2 separate regions of the Homo sapiens genome follow, and region 1 is linked to region 2. A link is a loop called in an ENCODE intact Hi-C map of the cell type or tissue named here. Cell type or tissue: mammary epithelial cell. All regions are shown on one strand.

Region 1 (8,000 bases), 240 kb before region 2:
AATTAGGCTAAAGCTGCTGCTTATGGGTTTTCAATAATTACTTTAGCTTCCTCTTGTTTTCCCATCTCCAGAAAAATAGGGCCTGATTGAAGGCCCTGATTGAAGGGCCTGGGTCGTGTTTGACTGAGGACATGTCAAAATTATACAAAGCCAAGCAGGAAATAAAATTAAGCTGTATTTGTTTTAGAGCAGTAAAAGGGGCTTTGCATGATGGCATGGGAAGAATAGATGTTGATTTAAATGTACCCCTTAGCAGCTGTGCCATTGTTGGTACCTGTTTCATGTCATCAGTTTCTGTACTACTGGCAGTAGCCCACTCAAAAGCACTATGACATGTCATGTATTAAATTAAAGCTCCAGAGGAAGATAGCGAATGGATTTCTCCCCAAAACATCAGGATATGTTTGGAAACTAGATGCCATCCTTTATGAAACCATGAAATTAGTCAAAACCCCCCCATGGTTGCCATTGTGGGCCATACTTGGGCCATTGTTCTTTATGGACATAATTGCTAGAGATCACTGTCCATTTAGTGAGGCTTAATCAACAAGCCACACACATTGTGTGAAGGAGTCTAATCTTTGGTTTTGAGCTACTTGGGTGTTTTCGTGCCCTGATGCTGTGAAATCTTCTAAATACATCAGAGCCACCCTGCTTCTCACTGCTGCTTAGTAGGTTGGTGTGTCTGCCTCCTAGGGGAAGGAGAAAACCAGAGGATTTCCTAGTTTTGGAGAGAGAACTCTGAGGAGGAAGGATAGGCTACTGAGAGAGAGATTTCATTTTTTATGTTCATTTACAGTCTTCATTTGCACTATTTCTGTCAGCTCAAAGTACTTTATAAACTTTACAACCAAATTATGTACCAACATCATTTCATTCATTGCTGATATATAGCTGTTAAACATCTGCCAGGTACACATTTCCTGGAGGCAAAAAAAAAAAATGTGGAAGAGAATTAGATCTTGTTAAATGTTCAGAGAAAATGTAGATATGGGGCATATTATATGAAGATATTTATTGAGCACCTATGTACAAGGCATTATAGAAGACATCTTAGGTACAGGAAATATAGCAAACTCTTAACTCTGCCCCTCATCACCGCTGCCCCCTTGAACCTCCCCTCCTTCCCTCCTAAGTTTGTTAATCAAAAGTGAGTAATAGAGCCAGGATTTGAATCCAGGAGAGTCTGATTTAAAAGCACAAACCTTTCATTACGATTTTTACTTGATGTTTAAAAGAAAGCCTCTCTAGGGGAAGAAGAAATGTACGAAGCTGGTATTAACTCAGTGAACCCAAAATCTAACTGATGATAGAGTTGTTGGTTTGGGAGAGTGAGATAGAAGAGTATTGAATTAAATGTACATGCCCAAAGGCATTGAAAAGTTAAGATGAGGAAGCACAGATAGTACTAGAGCTTTGATGAGAACTGTTGTTAATTATTTTTAATGCCACAAATGGCTTTATATTATTCCACCACTGGTTAAGCTTGCATGTGTGAATCCCTGCTGTCTGTAAAACCTCCAGCAAGTAAAACCTTTGCTGATTGGTGACTTGGCTCTGTCATTTTTATAAGACTGTACCGAGGCTCGCAGAAAATGCTTGATTCTATACACCCTTTAGCTAAGGCCAATGAATTGCACATGCAGCCAAACCTGGACAAAGCTGATCGCTACATTTTTGCTGCTTTTTGCTCATGATCCCAAGCGTATAGAAGGTTCTAGCTGATGATTTCATGGTGAAACTAGTACATAATAAGCATTTGTGTTTTTTACTTAAAAAAAAGTTATTCCAAATGCATAATCACTTCTGGATCAGCAATGTCTAGAAATTTGCCAAGGAGATAATTTTTGAAAGTTCACTTTTTCTCCCCTTTCTTGATCCTTTTTATTTAATCATTCCCAGGAAAGGTTCTTTCTACTGCTCTGCCTTTTTTCTTTTATTTTTGTTGCTTCCATTGTCACTCCATATTTTTTGTCTTTACCGTTTTGATTTTCACCCTATAGAAAGTTTGTGTGCCAAATACCAAATAAGAATGATGGGATATTATGCAAGCACTAAGGCAGTAGAGTGTAGTTATGTAATAAGAGCTTACACTCGAGTACAGCTGCCTGGTTTGAATCTCAACTGTTCTTTTAATTAATTATATAATCTTTAGTAAGTTCTTTAAACTTACTGTCTAATTTTATCTATAAAATGAGAATTATAGAAGTATCTATCTTCTAGCATTGTTATCAATATTAAATGACTAACATATAGGAAGTATTTTGTACACAGTGTTCTATAAATAAATGTTAACCTATTTAATAACAAAAACTTATTAAATTATGTCTGTAAGGTATGTGTAATGATACAGAAAATGTTCATGAGAGAACTTTAAGAAACAGGATATAAAGTGACGTGATCACAGCTATTAAAACAAGCATTTAAACATTTTTGAAAAGACTGGAATAAAATAGGACAAAATATTAATTATGGTTTATTTTAGAACTATTGCCTCCTGTTACTCTTTTTTTTTTTTTTTTTTTCCTGTTTGGGTTACTTATCACAATCCACAGTTATAGTATTGGTCTATTTAGTTGGTTTTGATGGTCTCTCCTTCTAGCATGTATGTTTTAAATGAGAAAGGACTCAAGTCAATCTTTTTCTACCATTATATATTGTGTCTAATGCCAAGTGTCTGGCACAAGACTTCTCTTCAATAAGTACGTGTTAAGTGAATATGTTTACCTCTTACTTTTCTGTGTTTTTCAGTCATATTAACAGAAAATCCCTGTTACAACATTTTTTAAAAAGGCTATTTTTAAAACATTAGCTCAGCTTTGTTAAAGGCTTAAAATAGGTAACCTTAAAAGTATTACCCTATAGTTCATGGTAAAGTATCAAAGAAGAAGAAAAAATTTCTCATATTACATGTTCACTTGTTTTGTTTTGTTTTTAGAAGTGGCCATTCCAACTCACAGCCTTTATTTATTTTAACTTTTTGATGTTTTTCTTGTTAGCTTTTAATCAGTCTGAGAAAATCCTAGGTATATTTAATTTTCCCCTATTCTGTTTTACACAAACTAAAGCTCTTCCTTTTTGATTAGGATAGTTAGTTTCAAGTGACATAAAGAACTTTCGTTACTTTGCTAGTTAAATGTTACCTTAAAGCCTTATTGTAGGTGAGGAAATATCCCTTTTTTTAATTCCAAAAATTGTAGCATGATTAATGAACTCACAGATTCCTTTAGTGGTTTACTCTGTGTTAATTATCCCAGTGCCAGAGTTTCTACCTAGTATGCTTTGACTCACTGGGCCACAGTGCATTTCTGCCTAAGGCTGGGTTACATGTAACTTACCTGCAGATATGCCAGTGAGAGGAATACGTGTTTCTTTGCCAGAGACTTTGCTTTCCAGTAAAACTTGGCCTTGGCATTCGTTGTTGAGGTTCATAAGGTTTTCTGTTAGCTCTGTAATTCAGTGCTCATTTTTAAAGATGAAACTTCAGTGAAATAGGATTGTAACGATACACACAGGTTCATACAGAGAAAATTCAAACAGAATGCAGAAACCTTCTCATCTGTTACTAAAAAATTTCAAAGCCAGAGATGCAGCCCATCTTTCTCGTGATTCCTCATTCAACTGCCAGACTGACAGCAGGAAATTCTACCATGATCCTTATGAGTCAGGGCAGCGTTTTCTCTTTTCTAAAGAGGGTCTCACTGAAGGACTTTAGAGAAAGCAAAAACAGGAGATGAGAGAAAGAGAGAAGGAAATAACTTGAGGAAAGTCAGAGGTTCAGACTGGTGTTTATTGACTGGGTAATACTAGTAGTACAACTACACCTGGGGAATGTTAGGAATTAGGTCCAGACAAAAGGTATGTTGTTTGAAGCAGCACTTAGAAAAACATCCACTTCTCTGAATCTTTGGTTGAAGTGACGTAATTAGATGTGCATAATGAATCTTCCAGTAGCATTTTGTTACTCTGAAGGTCTGAGACTTTTCTGAGCCCTTAACTCCAAGTTGGTAGTATCTTCAGTTTTCTGAAATACCATGCTATTATTGCTCTATATTAAGATCTGTTGTTTAATATAATATTGGAAAGTATTGCAGCGAACACACCTAAAAGTAATTACTATTGAAAGTAATGTAGTCCAGAATAAAGACAACTGTACGCTGAGTAGAAGGAATAAATGGTACAGGTTGAATTTTTCTTATGGCAGTGGTAGTACTGTTGGGGATGGTGGTCACTATCACTGTTATTTTATTTTTCTTACAGGGAATAAACTTGGCATGTTTAACTTGTGGTTAGAACGCCAAGAAGACTAATATTATAGTATATAGTAACATTTATTTAAAATCACACTAGAAATAGTCATAGAAATTGATATGCTGTATCAAATGAAATAATTTGTGAATTGATTTTGAAATGCGTGTACATTGAAGTGTATGTTGGTAAAATGATGATGGTGATGTACCTTTCTGACCTTGGTGTATTCATTTACCCTTGTCAAAAAATAAAGGTGATTTGAGCTGTTTTGCTCCTCAGAGGATCCAACTGACCATATAACCTGACTTCCTAGCCACTCTGTTGCTCCCCGCTCCTTCATCCCCACGCCAACATAACTGCTCCTATTCTGAGACAGTGTTTTAAATCTGTATTATTCAGCAAGAAAAACACAACAGTCAGGGAGAATATCAATTATTTTCTTGCCTATCCGTACCATCACATAATTGCAACATCTACATCCTGATCGAAGATTTGGTCTTTCAGATTCAGAATGTCTCATTAGCTTTTTGCTCCCTGTCTCATACTGAAAAAGGAGAATCTAAACAGTCACAAAGACTAGCAGACCAGTAGATTTTCTCTTCCCGGGGGCATATACCTAAATCTTTGTGCTAGACCAGCCCTATTTGCAGATCTAAGAGCTGCTGGTGTATTATGACCAGAGACACTGCAAAGCCTGTATTGCCCCCAGATTTTTGTTTTCACTGATCAATTATTGACCTGTCATCTTTCTACCTGGCCTAAGATTTCTACCATGATAGTTAATACTTTGGCTTAGACAATGAACCTGAGGATTTTTTTTCAAGAATGATACAGTTTTGAAGAAAGACCTTAGATCTTAGAACTCTACAGTGACCCTTCTTCACTAACACACTGTATCAGTAATCTAGGAGAGTATGAGCTAGGCAGGTTTCAACATGGGGAAAGTGAAGCCTATCAATCAATGAGCCCCAGGGATGAGAGGAACCACATGAAGGCCCAGATTGCCTAGGCATTGCAGAGTTGCACTGGGGTCCCCAAAATTACTCCCAGGTTTGGAGATTCACTAGAAGGACTTATGGAACCTTAGCATGTAATTTTATTTATGGCTATGATTTATTACAGTGAGGTAGTAAGGTTACTCAACTGGATAACAAGGGGAAAAAGCACAGGTGTTGAGGTCTAGAGAAATCCATGTACAGGCTTCCTGTGCTCTCTCCCTTCCCTGAGAGGGTCATATAGAGCACAGTCTTCCCCAACAGACAAAAATGCAGCATTTGCGAGAGATTCAGTGCCTAAGATAAGGGACTTGTCACCTGGTCACGTCAGCAACTCTCTCACTAGCATAAACCAAAATTTCAGACTTCCAGAAGGAAATCAGGTATTTGGCATAAACCATGTTATTTGCACAGTCTAGCATAGGAAACTACCCTTATCAGTCAGGGAAAGGTAAGCTCACTTCCAAAACCCTAGTTCCCAAATGCTACTCCAAGGCCAACCTTGCAGACAGGCCCTTCTTAAGATAGCAGCCTCAGACTGCACAAAGATAAGTACTTGGCTTCAAGGATTTCAGTGGATAGGCAACATGTAAAAATAGGCTCAGGAGCCTGGACAGTTGCTGCCTGTTTTCATACATGAGAGATAAATACTTTTGTGCTTGCATTCGTACATATAACTCACTATTAGTAATCTAAGGGAACTTCATTACTTGGAAATTAAATTCAGGAGATTTAGGTGCCCTGCTCTTTTGTTTGAGAATCACTGCCCTCTGTGATAGGCTTTTCACTGGAGCCTGAAGGGATGATGGAAAGGAGAGATATTCCCCCAGATGGCCTACTTTACAATTTTATCCATATCTCTGGGTCCTGATGGATGGTGGCCCATATTTAAAAGCTTTCCGCATAATCAGAATGAAGAACTCTAAAAATGTGACTTAATTGTTTTGAGTCTTTTTTTTTGAGCCAGAGTCTCACTCTGTCTCTCATTGTGGAGTGCAGCAGCATGATCTCGGCTCATTGCAACCTCTACCTCCCAGGTTCAAGTGATTCTCATATCTCAGCCTCCGGAGTAGCTGAGACTACAGGGGCGCACCACCACACTCAGATAATTTTTTGTATTTTTAATAGAGATGGGGTTTCGCCATGTTGGCCAGGCTGGTCTTCAACTCCTGACCTCAGGTGATCCACCCACTTTGGCCTCCTAAAGTGCTGGGATTACAGGCATGAGCCACCAGGCCTGGCCTGTTTTGAGCTTGTTCAATCTATGTCATAAGTAAACCTAATCTTGTTAAACTTCAAAGGAATAATATTGTGTCTAAAATTTCAATTCAAGCACTGAGCATGATATGAACTAGTATCTTAACATCAAACCAATGGTCAATTATTTTTCTAAGCTAAATTGCTTCTCCTTTTACAGTACCTTGAGGTTCAGTAGAAGACGAACCCTAACACTTGTTTAAGATATTCTGCTCTCCCTTATTGGGCTTCCTAAAGGTGGTTGGCAGTTTTTTTTTTTTTTTTTTTTTTTTTTTTTTAACCAGTGGATTTTGGTGCCATGAACTCTAAGCAGATAAGCCACTGAGACCAAAATGGGATTGCTTTAAATTTAGCAGAAGTGAAGGAATGGTACAAGGCCTAATGTGTTTTTCTTGGGTCATAAGCAGAGAAGGGAGGTTGTATATTAGAATTATCTGAGGACTCAGATTACATGGGCTTCTGTTTCTCCACTACATCCACTTCCCATTGTCTCCTTTCCCTGAAGACTCTGGATTCTGTGTGTCCTTAACAGTGAGCCATTGTCATGATCATGGATGGAAATGTGCTTGATATTTCAAGCATATTTAGATCTCGATGTGTTTAAGGATCATTGACCTGAAACACTTTTCAGGGTATCCATTGAACTCCATTTCCTTAATAGGTCTTACACTCTTTTGGTTTTATATGGTGTTCCCTAATCGGAGATTCAGAGCACCATTGGTAGCTCACTTTCTTCTGTAATGAATATATATGTAAAGCAGAATGCCTGTGGTGCTTCATGCTGTGAGGAATCCAGCTTTAAAACTATGGTGTAGGTAGTGTGCTGCTAGAGAACGTGAGTAACTGTTGTGTGAGGGGATTATGGACTTGTTTTTAACCTTTTTTTTTTTTGAAATAGGGCCTCATTCTGTCTCCCAGGCTGGAGCACAGTGGCACAGTCATGGCTCACTGCAACCCAAATCTCCTGGTTCAAGTGACCCTCCCACCTCAGCCTCCCAAGTAGCTGGGACCATAGGCTCACACCACCATGCCCAAATAATACAGTTTATTTTCTGTAGATAGGGGATCTCCCTATGTTGCCCAAGCTGGTCTCAAACTCTTGGGCTCAAGCTGTCTTCTTACCTTGTCCTCCCAAAGTGTTGGGGCTTACAGGTATGAGCCACTGTGCCCAGCCTTGAACTTTTTTGATGGGAAAACTTACAAAGACCCATTTTTGGAGAAGATAAAGTTTCCTGAAATACAAGAATCACACCACTTGGACAGACGTTGTTTGTATTTCACGCCCACACAAGTGTGTTAGTGTGGAGAAGGACCATTTTGGAAGAAAGTACTTTTTCCTCTGAACTGGTTTCCTGAATCCTTTTGAGTTTCATGTTTTATGGAAGACCATCAAAATATTTGGAAGGCCAGCTTATTTCATGGTCACAAAGGCAGCTTTAATTGCTTGCATAAAGTTGGAGCTTGTCTTTCTCCTTTTCCAACAAAGTGACATTTATT
Region 2 (8,000 bases):
TAGTTTGTACAGGTTTGCAAATAATTCAAGGCAATAAATAAAATGTAGGGACAGTAGTACAGAGAAATTATGAAGACTGGGGGTAGAATTAGCTGGCATTAAAGCTCCAGCTTGGAACTGGAGTATTATGGTGTCTGACACTCAACTGTGATCCCAGTGTTAGGCTTGATAGCAGCATATCCCTTAGGCATTTAAGGAGAGGAAAGAAGTTAGATGGAGGGGCTCCTGTCACTGTCCCCACTGACTTTGTAGGCCTCGTGAATCCTTAATATCACAGACCTAATGAGCATTCCTATTTTTATTTTTTTTTAAGTATTTAGTTTTGTCCAGGCAACAACATCAAAGGATTTCAGAGTTGTCTTAAGACCTGGTAACATATTGCTATAGAAGTTAGGAAGGTACTATTAATAGTTTTCTAAATAGGAAAACTGAAGATTAAAAATTAAATATTTTGGGGCTGGGCAAGGTTCCTCACGCCTGTAATCCCAGCACTTTGGGAAGCTGAGGTGAGAAAATCATTTGACCCCAAGAGTTTGAGACCAGCGTAGGCAACATAGCGAGACCCTTTCTGTACAAAAGAATTAAAAAATTAGCCAGGCGTGGTGGTGCTCACCTGTAATCCCAGCTACTTGGGAGATGAGGTGGGAGGATTGCTGTCTTAGAAAGAAAGAAAAAGAGAGAGAAAGAAAAGAAGGAAGGGAGGAAGGGAGAAAAGAGATGGAAGGAGGGAAGGAATGAAGGAAGGAGAGAAAGGAGGGAAGCGGGGAGGGAGAGAAGAAGGAAGAGGAAAGGAAAGAACTTATTTTATCCCAAGTTAGAGTAGAAAACTGTGTGGTGTCTTTCACCTCTGTACAAATAGGAAGAGGATTTGGAAATCATTATTATACCAAAATTTGATCTTCTAAAATGTTTTCAATGAGAAAATCTCATGGGATCATTCTTCACTGTCTTTTTCTATCTTCTAGAAAGTTTGAATTCACAGTGTTAACCTTTCCTTTCGTGCCGAGATAACCATCTTTCCCTTTTCAATTTCTCACTTGCCTGACAGCTGATACCAGTCTAAGCTAATATTGTAACAATTTTAGATAATATTGCAGATGCACAAGGACATCCTCATATGAATCAATTAAAGAAGTCACAGTGAGTTGCCATTGAAAGTGTGGCAGCTGCATCCTTGAAAGCAGATGCTCTTCTGGGTCTGAATGAGTCCAATTTTAACTAATTTTAAGACCTAAACAGATTTCAGTCTGGTTAATATTAGGATGTGGAACCACTTGAGACATCCTAATGTCCTAGTCTGATTACTTCTCCATGACAGTTTGTATGTTGACTTTCCTTGAGAGATGCTGGGTACTTAATGCCAGGCATTTTTATGTCAATCGTAAAGAGAGACCCCAAGTCATGGCTGCAGCAAAGTGCACTGACAACTCGTGAAATTGAAGTGGCTTCTAACAGCAGCATGATTTATAGGGAAAGAACTTGGGGTATAGGGATTCACCAGAATTGCTTTAAACTATATTTCTGTTAGATTCCTGAATCCCCAGAAACAGGCTATAATGAACTACTTCCCCATCCCTACTCTCTCTCTAGATTATACTCAGAAAACTAAGGAGAAAGTTAGAGTTGTAAATGGCAAGTTGCTCCTTCTTTTTTCTGATTTTTCTTTAACAATCTGTTATTATGTTCTTTGTCATATTGCATTGGTCAGTTTAATTAAAAAGGCATTGATTGAGCTTCTGTAATGCCTCTAGTTATTCTGCTGGCCTTGAATGGGGGAAAATATATATAATACATAATTCTTTCACTGAAGTAATTAATGATCTGGAAGGGAGACATAGTTAATGGAATATACCTTCTATTCTAGAATTGAGAGGGGTAGGGGAACATCCAGAAGAGCCATTGACCCTTCCTGGGGAATCAGAAAAGACTTTCTGAGCCAGAGAAGGCATGAATAGTTTTGAAAGAGGAGTAAGAGCCATCAAAGGTGTAGAATCATGAGACAGCATGATATGTTTAGGAAATTTGCTTTAGACAGGTGGTAAATCAAACGGCCCAGGGTTGGAGAGGGGATACGCTGAAGAGAAAAAAGAAAGTGGTAAGAGATGGAGAAAATCTGGAGGGTTGGACAGAAATAAAAAATCTTGGAAAGCTTTGCTAAGGAGCTTAGACTTGATCATATAAGCCTTGGGAAACACTGATGTTATTTATACAAGAAATTAACATAGTCAAATTTGTGTTTTGGGTAAATAACTTATCTGACTCATATTTAATTAGATAAAAGGGGGCCAGGTAAGAAGCAGAGACACCAGTCAGGTAACTATTGCAGTAGTCCATGGAAGAGATGGGGTCCAAACCAAGAAAGTGGCAGTAGATAACAGAAAAGAAAAAATAAATATTAAGAAAATATTTGTAAATAAAATTGGTACAAATTTTTCTTTGCTAGAGAGAGTCAAAAATTACACTCACGTTTGCAGCTGGGATTCCCAGATTGATGTATCACCTATAAAAAGAGAATTCAGGATAGAGAACAGATGCTAAAGAAAGATAATGAGTTTAGTTTTGAACACATTGCATTTGAGATGCCTATGGGATATACAGGTAGCAGTATCTTGCAAATCATTAATCAAATAAGGTTTAGGAGCCATCATTTCATGGATAATAGTGTAAACAATGAAAAGGGATGAGCTCACTCAGAACATATTGGCAAGTAAGGAATACCACTAGAGGAAAAAGTCCCCAGAAACACCGGCATTATGGATGGACTAAAGGAAGGGGATTCAGTGAAGGAAACTATGGAAGAAATGCCAGAGAGAGAAAACAACACCCAGAAGAGTATGCCATATAAGCCAAAAGAAGATGATTTCAAGAAGTAAAGGGCCAGTGAATTCAGAGATAGCAGAGAGCCTGCATGAGATGAGGACTGAAGAGCAGCCAGTAGATTTGGCAATTACAGTATCATTGATGGCTATTACCAGAAAAGTTTTGAATAAAAAGGTGAGGGCAGAGTCAGATTGTGGCACACTGAAGAGTTAATAGGAGGTGGGACTGGAGAAAGTCAGTGTTGAGATTCTTTTGAAGTGTTTGTTGAGGACTAACAGGGAGCAGGTAGGACAAAGGGCCTGAGGAGAACAGCGCGAATTTGGAAAAATTGCTGAGAAAGGGAAGGAGGTAGCCAAGCACCAGGGAAAGGATTGACAAGTGGTACCGCAAGCTTCTTTTGAAATTAAAATCCAGAACGTTTTAGTGGCAACAATCTATACATTTTTGTCTTTTTAAATTAATATATTATAGCTGTACGTATTTTGGGGGTACATGTGATATTTTGATAAATGTATACAATGTATAATGATCAAATCAGGGTAACTGGGATATCCATCACCTCAAACATTTATCTTTTCTTTATGTTGAGAACATCACAATTCTCTTCCATCTATTGTGAAGTATACAATAAATTATTGTTAAGTATAATTACCGTGTGGTACTGTCAAATACTAGAACTTATTTCTTCTAAGTGTATTTTTGTGCCCATTAACTAACTTTCCCCTCCCCCCCCCACCCCTTTTTATTTCTCAGCCTCTAGTAATCACCATTCAGCCTCCATGAAATTCCCTGTTCAGGTCCCACATTTGAGTGAGAATGTGTGATATTTGTCTTTCTGTGCTAGCTTATTTCACTTAATATGATGACCTTCAGTTCCATCCATGTTGCTCGAATGACAGGATTTTATTCTTTTTGTTTGTTTTTGAGATGCAGTCTCACTCTGTAGCCCAGGCTGGAGTGCAGTGGCGCAATCTCGGCTCACTGCAACCTCCTCCTCCTGGGTCCCGGTTCAAGCAATTCTCCTGCCTTAGCCTCCTGAGTAGCTAGGATTACAGGCACGTGCCACCATGCCCAGCTAATTTTTGTATTTTTAGTAGAGACAGGGTTTCAGCATGTTGGCCGGGCTGGTCTTGAACTCCTGACCTCGTGATCCACCCACCTCGGCCTCCTGAAGCGCTGGGATTACAGGCATGAGCCACTGTGCCCCACCAGGATTTTATTCTTTTTATGGGTGAATAATATTCCATTGTGTATATCTACCACATTTTCTTCCACCATTCATGAATTGGTGGATATTTAGGCTGGTTCCCTATTTTGGCTATGGTGAATAGTGCTGCAACAAACATGGGAGTGCAGATGTCTCTTTGATATACTGATTTCCTCTCTCTTGGATATACCCAGCAGTGAGATTGCTGGCTCATATAGTAGTACTATTTTTAGTTTTTGAGGAAACTGCATGCTGTTTTCCATAATGGTTATACTAATTTACATTCCCACCAACAATGTATGAGCATTCTTCCTTCTCCACATCCTCACCAGCATTTGTCTTTTTTATAATAGTCATTCTCACTGGTGTGAGATGATGCCCCCTTGTGGTTTTTATTTGCAGTTCCCTAATGATTAGTGATGTTAAGCATTTTTTTCATATACCTGTTGGCCATTTGTATGTCTTCTTTTGAGAAATGTCTATTCAGGTCTTTTGCCTATTTTTATAGTCAGATTATTTGTTGTTTTTTTTGTTTTCGTTTTTTGTTTTTTGTTTTTGCTATTGAGTTGTTTGAGTCCCTTACATATTCTGGTTATTCATCCCTTGCCAGGTATATACTTTGAAAATAATTTGTTTCATTATATATGTTGTCTCTTCACTTTGTTGATTGTTTCCTTTGCTTTGTAGAAGCTTTTTTGGCTTGGCGTAATCCCATTTGTTTATTTTTGCTTTTGTTGCCTGTGCTTTTGAGGTCTTACCCAAAAATCTTTGCCCATATCAATGTCCTGTAGCATTTCCCCAATGCTTTTTTCTAGTAATTTCATAGTTTTTAGGTCTTATGTTTAAATCTTTAATCCATTTTCAGTTGACTTTTTTAATAAGTTAAAAAATGAGCATCTAGTTTCATTCTTTGGCATACAGATAGCCAGTTTTTCCAGTACCATTTATTAAAGAAACTGCCCTTTCCCCAATGTGTGTTCTTGGTGCCTTTGTCAAAATGAATTGGCTGTTAAGTGTGTGAGTTTATTTCTGGGTTCTCTATTCTGTTCCATTGGTCTATGTGTCTGTTTTTTATGCCAATACCATGCTGTTTGGGTTACCATAGCTTTGTAGTACAATTTGAAATCAAAGTAGTGTGATGCCTTCAGCTTTCTTGTTTTTGCTCAGGATTGCTTTAACTATTCTGGGTCGTTTGTGATTCCATTTGAATTTTAGGATTCTTTTTTCTATTTCTGTGAAGAATGTCATTGGTATTTTGATAGGGATTGCATTGAATCTGTAGGTTGCTTTTGGTACTATAGACATTTCAATAATATTAATTATTATTTCAATCCAGGAGTGTGCATATCTTTCCATTTTGTGTGTGTGTCTTCAATTTCTTTCATCAGTGTTTTATAATTTTCCTTGTAGATGTCTTTTACTTTGATTAAATTTATTCGTAGGTTTTTCTTATTGTAAATTGGATTTTTTTTCTTGATTTCTTTGGTGGATTGATTGCTGTTCGCATCTAGAAATGCTACTGGATTTTTGTTTTGTTTGTTTGTTTTTTTGATACAGGGTCTGACGCTGTTGCCTAGGCTGGAATGCAGTGATGCAATCTCAGCTCACTGCAACTTCTGCCTCCCAGGCTCAAGTGATCCTCCCGCCTCAGCCTCCTGAGTAGCTGAGATTATAGGCACCCGCCACCAAGCCCGGATAATTTTTGTACTTTTATTAAAGACAGGGTTTCACTATGTTGGCCAGGTTGGTCTCTAACGCCTGGTCTCAAGTGATTTGCCCGCCTCAGGCTCCCAAAGTGCTGGGATTACAGGCATGGGCCACCGCACCTGGCCTGATTTTTGTATGTGGATTTTGTATCCTGCAACTGTACTAAATTCATTTACCAGTCCTAAGAGTTTTGGGGTGGAGTCTTTAGGATTTTCTAAATATAAGATCATGTCATCTGCAAACAAGGATAATTTGATTTCTTCCTTTCTATCTTGGATGCCGTTTCTTTCTTTATCTTACCTAATTGCTCTGGCTAGGATTCCAGTACTATGTTGAATAAAAGTGGTGAAAGTGGGCATCCTTATCTTATTCCAGAACTTAGTGTAAGGCTTTCAATTTTTCCCCATTCAGTATATTAGCTGTGGGCCTGTCATAGATGGCCTTTATCATGATGAGTTATGTTCCTTCTATACCCAGTTTCTTGAGAGTTTTGATCATGAAGGGATATTGAATTTTATCAAGAACTTTTTCTGGCATCTGTTGAAATGATCATATGATTTTTGTCCTTTATTCTGTTGATGTGATGTATCGCATTTATTGATTTGCATATGTTGAACCATCTTTTCATCCCTGGGATGAATCCCACTTGATCACAGTGAATGATATTTTTAATGTGTTGTCAAATTCTATTTGCTAGCACTTTGTCAAGGATTTTTGCATTTATATTCATCAGGGATATTGGCCTGTAGTTTTCTTTTTTATTGTTTCACTTTGTCTAGTTTTGGTATCAGCGAACAATATGTTCTTTTGTTTTCCTGTCAAATGATGAGTTGTAGAATTGACTCAATGTTACATGAGTTTTAGGACAATTATAGTGAAAGAAAAGTATTCAAGGGAGTTGAGGTTTATGGTCAAAGAGTAGCTCAGGGAATCAACCATGCAATCCATGCTGAGGATCCTAAGAGGGACTTTTTCTACCAGGAGAAAATGAAGGGATTACAGCATTAAAGTTATAATGGAAATGAGGGTGGGAGAGAGTTGAAAGAAGAAAAGTTTTTGATCTGAGAATATGATACTAGAATTTAAAATTTCAGAGGTTGAAAACAGGATTTAACTTGGCAGCAAGTTATTAATATATATTTTTAATTTGCAGTGATTTAAAGAGGTGTTTGTTTTTCTAATATAGCAAAAAGTCTGAAGTCAAGCAGTTGCTTCTTTTGGCCAATGGTCCAACAATACTTAGTCCAGCACCTCTCTGATTCTTGGTCTTTTCCTCTTAATAGGAAGATGATGCAACTTCAGATACCTCAATCAAATCAGAAAAGCAGGGAAAGTGGGAGCAAGTGGTGGCCACAGCCTCAATTCTCCTTTTATCAGGAAAAACAAAAGACTTCCCAAAAGCCACAAAAGACTCTACTTAGGGGGTCAGTGGACAGACTATGACACACGACCACCTCTAGCAACAAATAGGGCTGAGAATACAAATATTTAGCCTTCCAGAATCTGTAATGGAGTGAGCAAGGGAGAGAATGGAACTGGAAGTAACTGTTGGTTCGCCAAAAAGGCAGTGTCTGCTCCAAAGACCAATGTTCAGCTTCCTTTCGTGGAACAATGTTTATGTAGTACAGAAAGCCACAATCATCCTGCCACAAACAGCTAACTAGGTGACTTAAAGATGCATGCTTTATGATGTTCCCCTCCCTGTGCCCATGTGTTCTCACTGTTCAACTCCCACTTATGAGTGAGAACATGCAGTGTTTGGTTTTATGTTGCTGTGTTAGTTTGCTGAGGATGATGGTTTCCAGCTTCATCGATGTCCCTGCAAAGGACATGAACTCATTCTTTTTTATGGCTGCATAGTATTCCGTGGCATATATGCACCATGCCTATCGGGGGGAGGAGGGCAAGGGGAGGGAGAGCATTAAGACAAGTACCTAATGCGTGCGAGGCTTAAAATCTAGATGATGGGCTGATAGGTGCAGCAAACCACAATGGCGCCTGAATAACTGTGAAACAAACCTGCACGTTCAGCACATGTATCCCAGAACTTAAAGTAAGCTAAAATAAAAATAAAAGATGGCATGCTTTATGCAGTGGTCACAGGAGGAACAGACATACTAGGAATGATCTGATGTCATCCATCCCTAGTATTAGGAAAACAGCTCAAAGTGCATGTCTTCATAAAGCGATCAAGCACTTACATATTTAAAGCCCAATACGCGTGGGCTCTTCTGATATGAAGGGTAATACTATAGATAAATATACA

The links. Hi-C counts contacts between places; a loop is a spot of excess contacts. Peaks named below come from ENCODE experiments on the same cell type or tissue, not always from the same donor. Only the 100,000 strongest peaks of a DNase experiment are listed, where the experiment ranks them.
Region 1: it touches region 2 in a loop (5-fold over the local background); 3 of 110 quality-filtered maps call a loop at or near these places.

Annotation. Positions count from the first base shown.
Region 1 is chr7:133,743,205-133,751,204 of GRCh38, forward strand. All of the region lies in intron 10 of EXOC4 (exocyst complex component 4), which reads left to right. Among named protein-coding and RNA genes, the nearest start is that of LRGUK, 380 kb to the right of the region's middle. RefSeq lists an enhancer at 7,268-7,768. In mammary epithelial cell, no CTCF peak of the experiment used is centred here; DNase peaks (open chromatin) are centred at 3,307 and 3,857; H3K27ac peaks cover 1,247 bases.
Region 2 is chr7:133,986,724-133,994,723 of GRCh38, forward strand. The region is part of intron 14 of EXOC4 (exocyst complex component 4); the gene reads left to right. Among named protein-coding and RNA genes, the nearest start is that of LRGUK, 140 kb to the right of the region's middle. In mammary epithelial cell, a CTCF peak has its summit at 4,409 (motif pointing left); a DNase peak (open chromatin) is centred at 4,378; H3K27ac peaks cover 273 bases.